Linked DNA regions of Homo sapiens: region 1 is linked to region 2. A link is a loop called in an ENCODE intact Hi-C map of the cell type or tissue named here. Cell type or tissue: OCI-LY7. All regions are shown on one strand. Each heading gives the region's core, and the rest is flanking DNA. Links, peaks and the distances in the headings are about the cores only. Region 1 has its middle 140 kb from the start of LINC02145. Region 2 has its middle 330 kb from the start of ICE1.

What was found. Hi-C counts contacts between places; a loop is a spot of excess contacts. Peaks named below come from ENCODE experiments on the same cell type or tissue, not always from the same donor. Only the 100,000 strongest peaks of a DNase experiment are listed, where the experiment ranks them.
Region 1: a loop joins it to region 2, with 2.4 times the contacts of the local background. A loop is called at or near these places in 1 of 110 quality-filtered maps.

The regions. Positions count from the first base shown.
Region 1 is chr5:6,195,287-6,200,666 of GRCh38, reverse strand. No RefSeq gene overlaps it. Among named protein-coding and RNA genes, the nearest start is that of LINC02145, 140 kb to the left of the region's middle. In OCI-LY7, for the core only: a CTCF peak has its summit at 3,094; a DNase peak (open chromatin) is centred at 3,036; H3K4me3 peaks cover 276 bases; H3K27ac peaks cover 261 bases.
Region 2 is chr5:5,754,155-5,759,534 of GRCh38, reverse strand. No RefSeq gene overlaps it. Among named protein-coding and RNA genes, the nearest start is that of ICE1, 330 kb to the right of the region's middle. In OCI-LY7, for the core only: CTCF peaks have their summits at 2,353 and 2,555; a DNase peak (open chromatin) is centred at 3,494; H3K4me3 peaks cover 1,483 bases; H3K27ac peaks cover 2,179 bases.

The DNA.
Region 1 (5,380 bases), core at 175-5,174, 440 kb before region 2:
TTATTCACTATCATGAGAACAGCATGAAAAAGACCTGCCCCCGTGATTCAATTACCTCCCACCAGATTCCTCCCATGACACGTGGGAATTGTGGGAGTTACAATTCAAGATGAGATTTGGGTGGGGACACAGCCAAACTATATCAAGGTCCAAGGAAGAGCCCCATGGAAGAGCTTGCCAAAGGGTGAAAGGATTCCTAGGTCCTGTTATTTTGAGGGCAGAATGAACACATTGGGGGTGCCTGCAGCCTAGTTTACATGGAGAGATGGTTTTCCTGGTCTCACTTATAAAATAGAGTGATTGTGTTCTTCCAAGCTCCCTGCCCCCTCTAGTAAGTGCTGTCAGTCTTCACTAGGGGAAAGAGGCCACATGAAGACAAGGTCTGTTATTATTATTAAACTGTTCAGGACTTGTTAGCATATTCATGAGGATATTCAATTTAAAATATATCTCATTTCCTTTGAGCGGCAAATGATTCGCCTTTTTATGATGGTTGTGGAATTTAATATTGAAGGGATTTCACTTGGCAGTTTGCATCTGTGAAAATTCAGTTCAGAGTGGTGGTGCATAAAAGGGAGAAAGAGACCAGGTTGTTCAACTCAGCAAATGAAAAAAGAAATTTTGCTGAATCTCAGGAGTTTATATGTAGCACAGACAGCATGAATCAAAACACTCCACACTCCTACATGCTCATGATGGCTCCTCTCACAGTAAGCAAGAACAAGTGTGTGCTTCTCTAGTTTTTCAAGGGAGGATGCATTTGGCAAAAGAACGGGTTGCTTTCTTTGTGTGCACTAGCAGCTGAGGATATTCAATGATATCGTATCTACCATCTTTCAGTGAGAAATGGTGATGTGGTGGCACTGGGGTGGGCTAGGGTGGATAGGGGCTGGTGAGTGGGTTCTATTCTCTGAGGGAAAGGCAGGGGCCATTGCTGTTTCTTGTGCAACAGGAACAGTTGCACAAGTGTAGTCCTCACTGCTGCACACACACCGGTGGTGCTGAAGATGTGCTAATGTTTCCAACCCAGTGGAGAAGTAGCGTTAGCACTCCAAATTGATTGATCCTCACTCTGGACTCCAGAATAAGCCTAGAATGGGCCTGAAGTTGAGCCTCCTCACCAGGCCCCTTGGAGCTGAGTCTTCCTTTTGCTTTCCTGCCCTTGAATCTCCCCTTCAGCCACATCGATTTCCATGAGAGCTGATTTTCACCCACATTGATTTCCATGAGAGCTGATTTTCACCCAGGAGAAGGATGCCTGCTCCTTCTAACAGAAGCAGAAACAGCATCTGACATATGCAGGGAGATTAATTCCAGTTCAACAGATCAAGAGAAAAAAACATATTTCCCTTAAACAATTCAAATGTTGGAAGGTTTTAGGAGGTGTTAAAGAAAAAGGAACAATGACAACACAAAGGAAAGAGGGCTGGAGATTATAAAAAGCATCCTGCCTGCTTATAGGAAGCCTTGAGGATAAAGTCGGGACCAGAATTTTGGATTTCAAGTGGCTGCCAGGACCCGTGTGACTCATAGGGGATGGAATCATTACTATTATTCATTCCATTCCAGCATATCAGAACTTCTGCCTTACTTCTCTACTGCATAAAGTTTCTGTTGTAACTCAAAATACTGAATGCATTACATTTGCTAAGCTTTCTTCCTTCTGATAATGTTTATAAAAATGGAAATATATTCTGATAGATCTTAGAATTTTGAAAAATTACACCTTTTTCTAATGAAGGGCATATTCCCTAGCCCCCACATTCTGCATCCAGAAAGAAATCATTGCTGATTCTGTCCTTGAACTATTTCAGTTAATTAAAAGAATGCGGAGGAAGCCTATCTCTCTGGCTCGGTATTGTTAATTACAAAGGTATTCAATATGCCACTGCAAATGGCATTCTGCTAGTGCTTAATTAAAATAAATACAAAAATTTAAATGAACTAAACAGATTTTGGCACTGGTCTGTGGTTACTGGGCCAAATTTTATGTGTGGCTATAACACGAGCATAGGAATTAATCTTTACTCTTTGCTCTTAATGGCCTGGCATCTGGCCAGAGGCAGGGGCGGCAGCCCACTGTTCCATCCACTGCATCAGTGGAGATCGCCTCCACTCACCTTCCTCACATCCTTGTCCCTACAGTCTCCCCATCCATGGGTGGCTTTAGTGAAACCATTCAAAATCTTAGGGGAGGGATTGTTTCCTGAATCCATCTTTCCTCTAAACAATTCATAACGTGAAGAATAACATATCTTTATTTACTGCGTTTCATCACTGGGCTCTGAGCCACTTTTCAGATGTGAACCCATTAACCTTACCCACTCTTTGCAACGTGGGGTGTTGGAAAGGAAGCCTCTTCCAGATTGACTGACAAGCAAATGTGTTCTTGTGGACACTACTCCTTCCACTGTGAGTTCCAAACCTCAGCTGCTGAAAAATGACCTTTGGATCATCCATAATGGTGCTGCTGTGGAACAATTTGATGCCACAAATCAAATGAATTTCTTCACAAAAATCAAGTTTATCCACAGGTTTCCAAGCATTTAGGGCCGCTGTTTGTATATAAATGACTGATGGATTGGACCTTCCTTGATCCCCCATCTGTGGACCCTATGCGCTGGGACATCTGGTGAGCAGAAGTGTGTCTGGGAAGGTAATGAAATTGCTGTCGTTACTGTGAAATTCACTCCATTTCTTCAAAAGCAACTAAAGTTAAATTCAATTTAGAGAATATATTAAGTGCCTTGAAGTAGCAAAGGAGTTGTTGGGTTAAAAGTGAAAGAAACGGCTGGCTCCCAATACGAAGGGAATCACTGGAGGGCCCTGGCATGGGTGGGGTGGCTCTCTGATACCCCAGGAGAAATGGAGCACTGAGAGAAGCAGAAATGAGGTAGGAGCTCCGGAAACGGTGCTGCGAGCGCTGGATCCCTCTCTGGACTCTCTTCCAACCCTCCCCTCGGCTTTTGTCTCTCTCTGGCTTCTTTTGCTTCCTGTCCTCCCCAACCCCATCTCCACTTCCTCCTTCGCCTCTCTCAGGACTGCTGCCTCTGCCTCTCGTGGTGAATGAGGGCACCAGCCTGGGCTGCACATCTTACTGTTTTAGGCACTGAGAGAGTCTAGCCTGGTGCCACCCTAGTCCTGAATCAGGAAGCCCAAAGTGGTAGCTTATTGGTGCTGGGAGCAGGGGTGCAGGCCCCCATGAACTAGACTGTGGCCACTCCTATGAAAACCTATAGTGTGGGAGGAGGAGGAGCCCCTAAGGGGGAAACTGCTCTTGGTTAGAAGGGGGCCTGGACAATGCGTGTCCCCTACACGCATGCTGGCAGGGGCAGAGCACAGTGCCCAAGGCTGCAGGGCACTGGAGAAAGGAGTGTGAGATACAGGCTGTCTGTAGAACAGAGTAAGGGGCATAAACTAAGTGAACTGGTGACTGTCATCCAAGACGCGGAACAGAGCCTGAGGTTCTGGCTCCGTGAAAGCCAGTTATTGAACGAATGAATAAAATACATTTGCTCCAGGGCTGCATCTGTGGGAGGTTCTCCCAGGTCATGTGGGCAGGCTGCAGGGGAGTGAGTGTACCCCACAGGGTCATCAGAGAACATGAAGACATGGCAGGCTTGGGGACTCTAGGGTTCTCCCAGGCAGCATTACTAGGGCAGTGGAAAGGAGGGCACTCCAAAAGTAAAAGAACAGTTTGAGAAAGCGTAAGAAAAGCAGAGAAGCCTGAGTGTCACCCGGAAATGATGGGCAGCCTGGTTTGCTGGTGTGTGGGTGAAATGATGTGTGTTGGTTTCTAGGGCTGCTATAACAAAATGCCACCATCAGGTGGCTTAAACAACGGAAACGTATTTACTCAAACAGCGTTGGAGGCTGGAGTCCGAGATCTAGGGGTCAGCAGGGTTGGCTTCCTGCAAGGCTTCTCGTTGGCTTGCAGACCGCCATCCTCTTGCTGCCTCTACATGCAGGCTTTCCCCTGCTGAGCATCCTTGGTGCGTTTTCTGTGTGTCTTAGTGTCCTCGCATTACAGCACCAGTCCCATTGGACTAGAGCCTCGTAATTACCTCTTTGAAGACCCCATCTCTAAATACAGTTACATTTTGAGGTGCTATGTGTTGGGGGTTCAAAATAAACATTGGCGAAGGGGCCCTAATTCAGTTCATAACATGATGTAACCAGTCTTTTACAAGGGTCCCATTTTAAGGGACATTGAAAGTCCCAGTGAGGAGTTTGTCCTCTACCCTCAGTAAGCATATGCAGTCAGACTCAGTCCCTTGAATAATTAAGCAATCGGTCAATGGCCAATAAGATCAACTGGGGAATGCGATTGAAATGGGAAATAAGTTGGAAGATGCCTCTGTTAGTCCCACTTTTTGGTGATGTGGAACAATAACTTGCAAGGTTCCAAGTCGAGTTAGCAGCCCTGCCTCCCATTTGGCGCTCCTGGTGCTGGGTCTGCAGAATAGCGCTAGGTGGAGCCTCATTATCCTATTGGCCCCTAGGATGCCTCCAGGGAGGGAAAGGGGGAACCAAGAGCTTCCAAGGGCATGGTCGGGGGTGATGTAGGGCATCTGTGAAGCAGAGTCAGCAGGTGTTCCGGCCACTGACGTAAGAACCAGGAAGTAAGTATCTGGGACACGAGGTGAAGGGGTAAAAAAAGGTAAAACAGTATCTGGAGCTGAGATGTCAAAGGCATTTGAACCACAATGACCCCCATCTTGAATAAGGGCTGGGTAAAATGAGGCTGAGACCTCCTGGGCTGCATTCCCAGGAGGTTAGACATTCCTAGTCACAGGATGTTTACGGTTAAGGGAACAGGTTAATAATGTTTGCTGAGCAGACCCAGGACTTAACAGACTCAGGAAATGGCCTGATGTCCTGATATCTTAGGGGCAAAGTCATTCTTAATTTAAGAATAAGTTCTGCTTTAAGAATAATGATATAGATTCTCATGGAAGATAGTAGTTACAAAAAGATTAACAATCATTTGTCACGAGCCCTTGCCACACAGCACACCTCCCCATGCTGTTTTGTTTTGTAATTGCATCAGTCCATTCTCACACTGCTATAAAGAACTATCTGAGACTGGGTAATTCACGAAGAAAAGTGGCTTAATTGACTCACAGTTTCTCAGGCTGTACAGGAATCATGACTGGGAGGCCTCGGGAAACTTACAGTCATGGTGGAAGGTGAAGGGGAAGCAGGCATATCTTACTACAGCAGAACAGGAGAGAGAGTGAAGGGGGAAGTGCCGCACACTTTTAAACAACCAGATCTCACGAGAACTCACTCATTATCACCAGAAGAGCAAAGGGGAAATCAACCCCTGTTATCCAATCACCTCCCACCAGGTCCCTCCCCCAACATTGGAGATTACAAT
Region 2 (5,380 bases), core at 81-5,080:
CATACTAATTATACTGAGTCTAGTCATAATTATCACAGCTCTTGAATTCTGAAAGAAAAATTCAAGTATAAACAATAGTTCAAACTAGAAGAAAATATTTTAAAAGAAGTGTTCTGCTGGGCTAACCTTCCTTAATAGGTTTATATTACATAACATCACATTAGCATATGTTTCTAAAAATACCACTGAAGTTATAGATTCCAAATCTCAGAATTAAAAGGGTTTTGACAAGCTAGTTACCCCATCTGTCTAACCCCACTATGTGTCCAAGGCAGCACACTCCTTTCTGCAATACCCCTTACTAGCATCCTTTACTCAACATGTATTCAGTAAGCACCTTTTATATAAAGGTTTTGTGAACAATAAGCCAAACATATTCCCCATCCTCCTCAGAGTATATTCAAGTAGGGAAGGATAGAAGAAAAGCAGTGGCAGCAAACGTGGTAAACTCTGATATAAAGCACAGAACATGGTCAGGAACGCTGGCTCACTCCTGTAATCCCAGCTCTTTGGGAAGCCAAGGCGGGAGGATCACTAGAGGTCAGGAGTTTGAGACTAGCCTGGCCAACATGGTGAAACACCATCTCTACTGAAAATACAAAAATTAGCCGGGTGTGGGTGGCACACACCTGTGATCCCAGGTGATCACACTTGTGAGGCACTCACTTGTGAGGCTGAGGCATGAGAATCGCTTGAACCCAGGAGGTGGAGGTTGTAGTGAGCCCAGATCATGCCAGTGTACTCCAGCCTGGGTGACAGAGCAAGACTCTGTCTCAAAACACACACACACACACACACACACACAGACACCACTATATAATAACTGGAGTTTCTAATCCAGGATAGGAGTAGCGTAGTGGTAGGCATGGCTTCTTGGAGGAAGTGACAACTAATCTAAGCCTTGAAGAATAAATTGGGAGTTAGCCAGGAAAAGAGAAGAAGGGTTAAGTCATATTCTAGTCTAAGGCCATCAGAGAGCAAGTGCCAAGGTCTGATAGCAAAGCCAGATATGATATATTCTGGGAACTGTGAATTCCACATGGACGTGCAGAGACTGAGGAAGGTGGTGGAGTGGAAAGAGAGGCCGCATAGGATGGTCAGGGAAATTTTAAAGGCATGTTGGGAAGGGAATTTGGACCCTATCCTAAGGGCAATCAGAATCCATTCCAGTATCTTTTAAGCAGAAGAACAGCAAGAGTAAGTTTTTTTGGAGAGGGATCATCCTGGCTATTTTGCAAAGGTTGAAATTGACTGAGGTGAGATTGGAGTCAGGTGAGTCTGTGTGAAGATCATTGCTGTAACATGGCAGGAGGTGACAGTGGCCCAGCACGTGATGACAATGATAAGGATGAAGAAATGAAATTAATTAGAAAATATGGAGAAGACAGACTCCACCAGACTTATGAAGAGCAGATATGAGGACTGAAGAAGGCGGAATCTGCAAAGATGATGTCCTGTCTACTTAGGGGAGCACTGGTGTTGCCATTCTTCTCAATAGAAAGCCAAAAGGTGGCAGAAGGTTTAGGAAGGAAAGAAGGAAGATTATAAATCCTGCTTTGAAACTATTAAGTTGCCCAAATGACATCTAAGTGAACATGGCTGATAGTCTGCTATAGATGTGGTTTGAGTATACGGATTTGGACCATGAGTCATTCTGTGCTCAGTCACAAAAATAAGAACCATTCTGGGTGAATGCAAGCAATTGGTATGTTTCTTAAACACTTCTATATCATGAAAAAAGTATTTGGGTTTATTTCCTTGTTAATTCGTATTTATTTTTTCCAATAATATAGCAACATATAATCTAGAATTTGTGATTCCATTAAAATATTTTTCCCATTTTAGAGATCTGAAACTCTCATGGTAGGGTCCAAAACTCTCCTGAAGATAAGGCACAGAGAGAATGGACAGTGGGTGTGCCTGATAGGTCCTCTGAGAAGTGGATGTGAAGATGGGATGAGAAATGCAACCAATTAATTGAAAGAAATTAATGTATACAATAAAGGACAGAGAGCAGAAGAAAAAGATGAGAAGAACCTTGAGACCGTGATGCAGATTTGCTACCTGTGAGAGAAGAAGGGATTGAATAGGAAGGGTCTGAAACCTCAACAGACCTAAGGCAGCTTCAGCCAGGCCATGGGGAGTCCTGGAGCAAAGACTTCCTGTTGGAGCCACTCATGGGCATGAATGGGGCAGTTCTTGTTCTCTGGCTATGCCAAAGCATGGGTGCAGAGCAGCCTAGGGTGAAAACAGAGGAATGGGAATAAGGCTGAAGCTAATAATCAGGCTTGCACGCCCTTCATTTTTCCTCTTGAGTTGGGGAAAGCTGATGTCCGCACACAAGAGCAGGTTGGGGGTGGACTAATCAGTAGTGCCACTCTGCATAATTTAAGAAACACTGCAACAAAATTAGGCAATTTAGTAGTGACATGGCCACAGCCTGCTTTGCTGGGGCACTACATATATTTGGACAGCAAGGACAGGCATGGAAAGAGTGTTCTGTCACACACTGAATGTGCAGAGCCCCGGACCACAAGAAGAGCACAGCGCAGTGCAGCCCCCTAGAGAGTTGTAACTGCAAATCATACTGAATCCAGCAGGGTTTATGACATTCTCATCATTATGGTTTGTGGAGCCAGGCTCTAAACCCAGCTGCTGGTTGTTAATGTAAAGCTTCTGAGTCCAACTGCAGAGCTCAACCTGGAGAGGATGAAAGCACCTTCCACACATGGAGAGACCTGGTCCTCAGTGGGCAGAACCTGTCCTCACATGGCTATAATGACTGAAACTAACAGAAGCAAGCCAATTTCACTAACCAACCAATCACATACAAAACAAAAAAACAAAAAGGACAATAACAAAAGTTACACGTTCATGAAATGATCTGAAATGGTTTAAACTGCAACAATCAGCAAAGGAAGGCATGGATTATGCAAACACACACTGCTTGTAATTGGTGAGAGAATTAGAAGCTCCACACAATAGGAACAGCAAAGAGGATGGGTGGAAAAGAAACCGTGTTTGGCCAGGCATGGAGGCTCACGCCTGTAATTCTAGCACTTTGGGGAGCTGAGGCAAGCAGGTCACTTGAGGCCAGGAGTTCAAGACCAGCCTGGGCAACATAGTGGGGCCTCATGGCTACAAAATTTTAAAAATTAGCCAGGCATAGTGGTGTGTGCTTATAGTCCCAGCTAGTCAAGAGGCCGAGGTGGGAGGATTGCTAGAGCTGGGCGGGTCAAGGCTGCAGTGAGCTGTGATCACTCAGTCCCACAAAAAAACAAAAAGGAAAGAAACAAAGAAACAGTGCAAAAAGTTTAATACTGAAAATGGGAAGGAAGTTACAGCCCTCTCAATTTCAATAACCTCAAATTGCTTGCATGTCTCACAAAACAACAGGTTAAGGTATGAAGAAAAAGTTGGGTAGCCAGGGTCTGCTGTCTGAGGAGTCAGATGCAGCCTCCAGAGAAGTGTCACTCCCGTCCATTCTCACACCCAGATGCACCAATGGGCACCTGCAGTGATTACCGTGAGGAACAGACCAGTTCATTTCTAGCCCCAAAGTCTCTGCCCACAAGCTCAATGGTGCATGAATACATTTTTATTTTAGTTTGGGGCAGAATGTATTGACATCTTTAGGAATTATTTGCATACCACACATTCTTAACATTGTCTAAGACAATTGATGAACATTTATTTAAAATAGTTCTTATTCCAAATATTGCTACTGTTATTGTTCATAAAAGTGTGACTTGAACTGACATACAGAGTAGATTTTGAGTATCTACAAGTTTTGCCACAATGAATGCTATGAACGTCACAGACTTTCCTAAGGTTAAGAGATACTTCAAATCCTATGTTCATGGAGGTTCTGAAAACAAGAGAGAAAGGCAATCCAGTACAAAGGATGAGGCCACCGAAATGCCAGAGCATTTGTTGTTATTTCACTTCTGAACTTGATGACAAGGGAGGACCTCCACCCAAGGAAACACCAGGACTCAGGCCCAACCCACATCACTCATCTTGAAAATGGAGAGTCTGTGAACATTTGAATAAAAAGATTAGCATTATAACAGCAGGGAGAAATCTCAACAGGGAAATACTCTATTTATAAGCTGAGTAGAAAATATAAATATTTCATCCTCATTTTAATGTCTCAAGTGAATGCTAATTTCCATAAATATCCCAGTGTCCTTTCAATTTTCTAACATTTACTCATTCTGTGATGTAAACAGTCTTAACACAAAGACAGGAAGCTTTCACTATGATCATTTAAAGAAGAAATACTCACTTTTCTCCTGGCATGATCTTCTCCAGTTTAACTTGAACGGGAGGAAGTTCAGGAAAACAGAGACTGTTCCTTCCTTGTAATACCTATTCAGTTTCCGGCTGGGTGCGGTGGCTCACGCCTGTAATCCCAGCACTTTGGGAGGCCGAGGCGGGTGGATCATGAGGTCAAGAGATCAAGACCATCCTGGATAACACAGTGAAACCCTGTCTCTACTAAAAATACAAACAATTAGCCGGGCATGGTGGCGGGTGCCTGAGTAGTTCCAGCTACTCGGGAGGCTGAGGCAGGAGAATCACTTGAACCTGGGAGGTGGAGGTTGCCATGAGCCGAGATTGCGCCACTGCACTCCAGCCTGGCGACAGAGTGAGACTCCATCTCAAAAACAAAACAAAACAAAACAAAAAACATATTCAGTTTCCAATGAAACTGGAAATCACTAATCACACCTATTTTTTTTTCTGCTTACAGTAGCAAACCAAACTTTCAAGTCACTGAGACAGAATGAGTCTTGTTTTTCTTAACATGTAAGTGAAGCAAACAACCAGATGAACAATTTAATTATAATTGAAGTACAGGTGCAAATGTAAGGCAGGATCCCCCAGGGCTGTCTCTATTGGGTTCAATTTCTAAAACTGATCATCTGGCTGACTCTGGCTAAGGCTGTTGCTGTTAGATGTCAGGACAGGGACCTCTGGAAAGTTAGCTTGGAATTACCTAGTTTCAAGCATGTCTTGTAAGCACCAAAGAAAGGAAGTGATTGGTCAGAAAAACACATTGAGTCAGGTGCCTTCCCCATGGGATTCTCCTTGTTCTACTTCAGGTAAAGACGAGTAGTGAATTTACAAAAATGTATTACAAGAGCATAACCTCACTAAAATGGGATACGCATTCCTGTGAAGCAGAAATGGGACCCAAACACACTGTGTTTAGTAGAGTCAAGACTCAGACCTCAGAATCAGATGGGAGACCCATTCCTGCTGAGCAGCATAGACTGGAGGAGACCTCTGTGAGCAGGGACCAGTGAGGCTCACTTACCATCGTGTGTCCCTGCAGCGACAGGGCTGAAGAGCTGATATGAACCGAGTTCTGAAC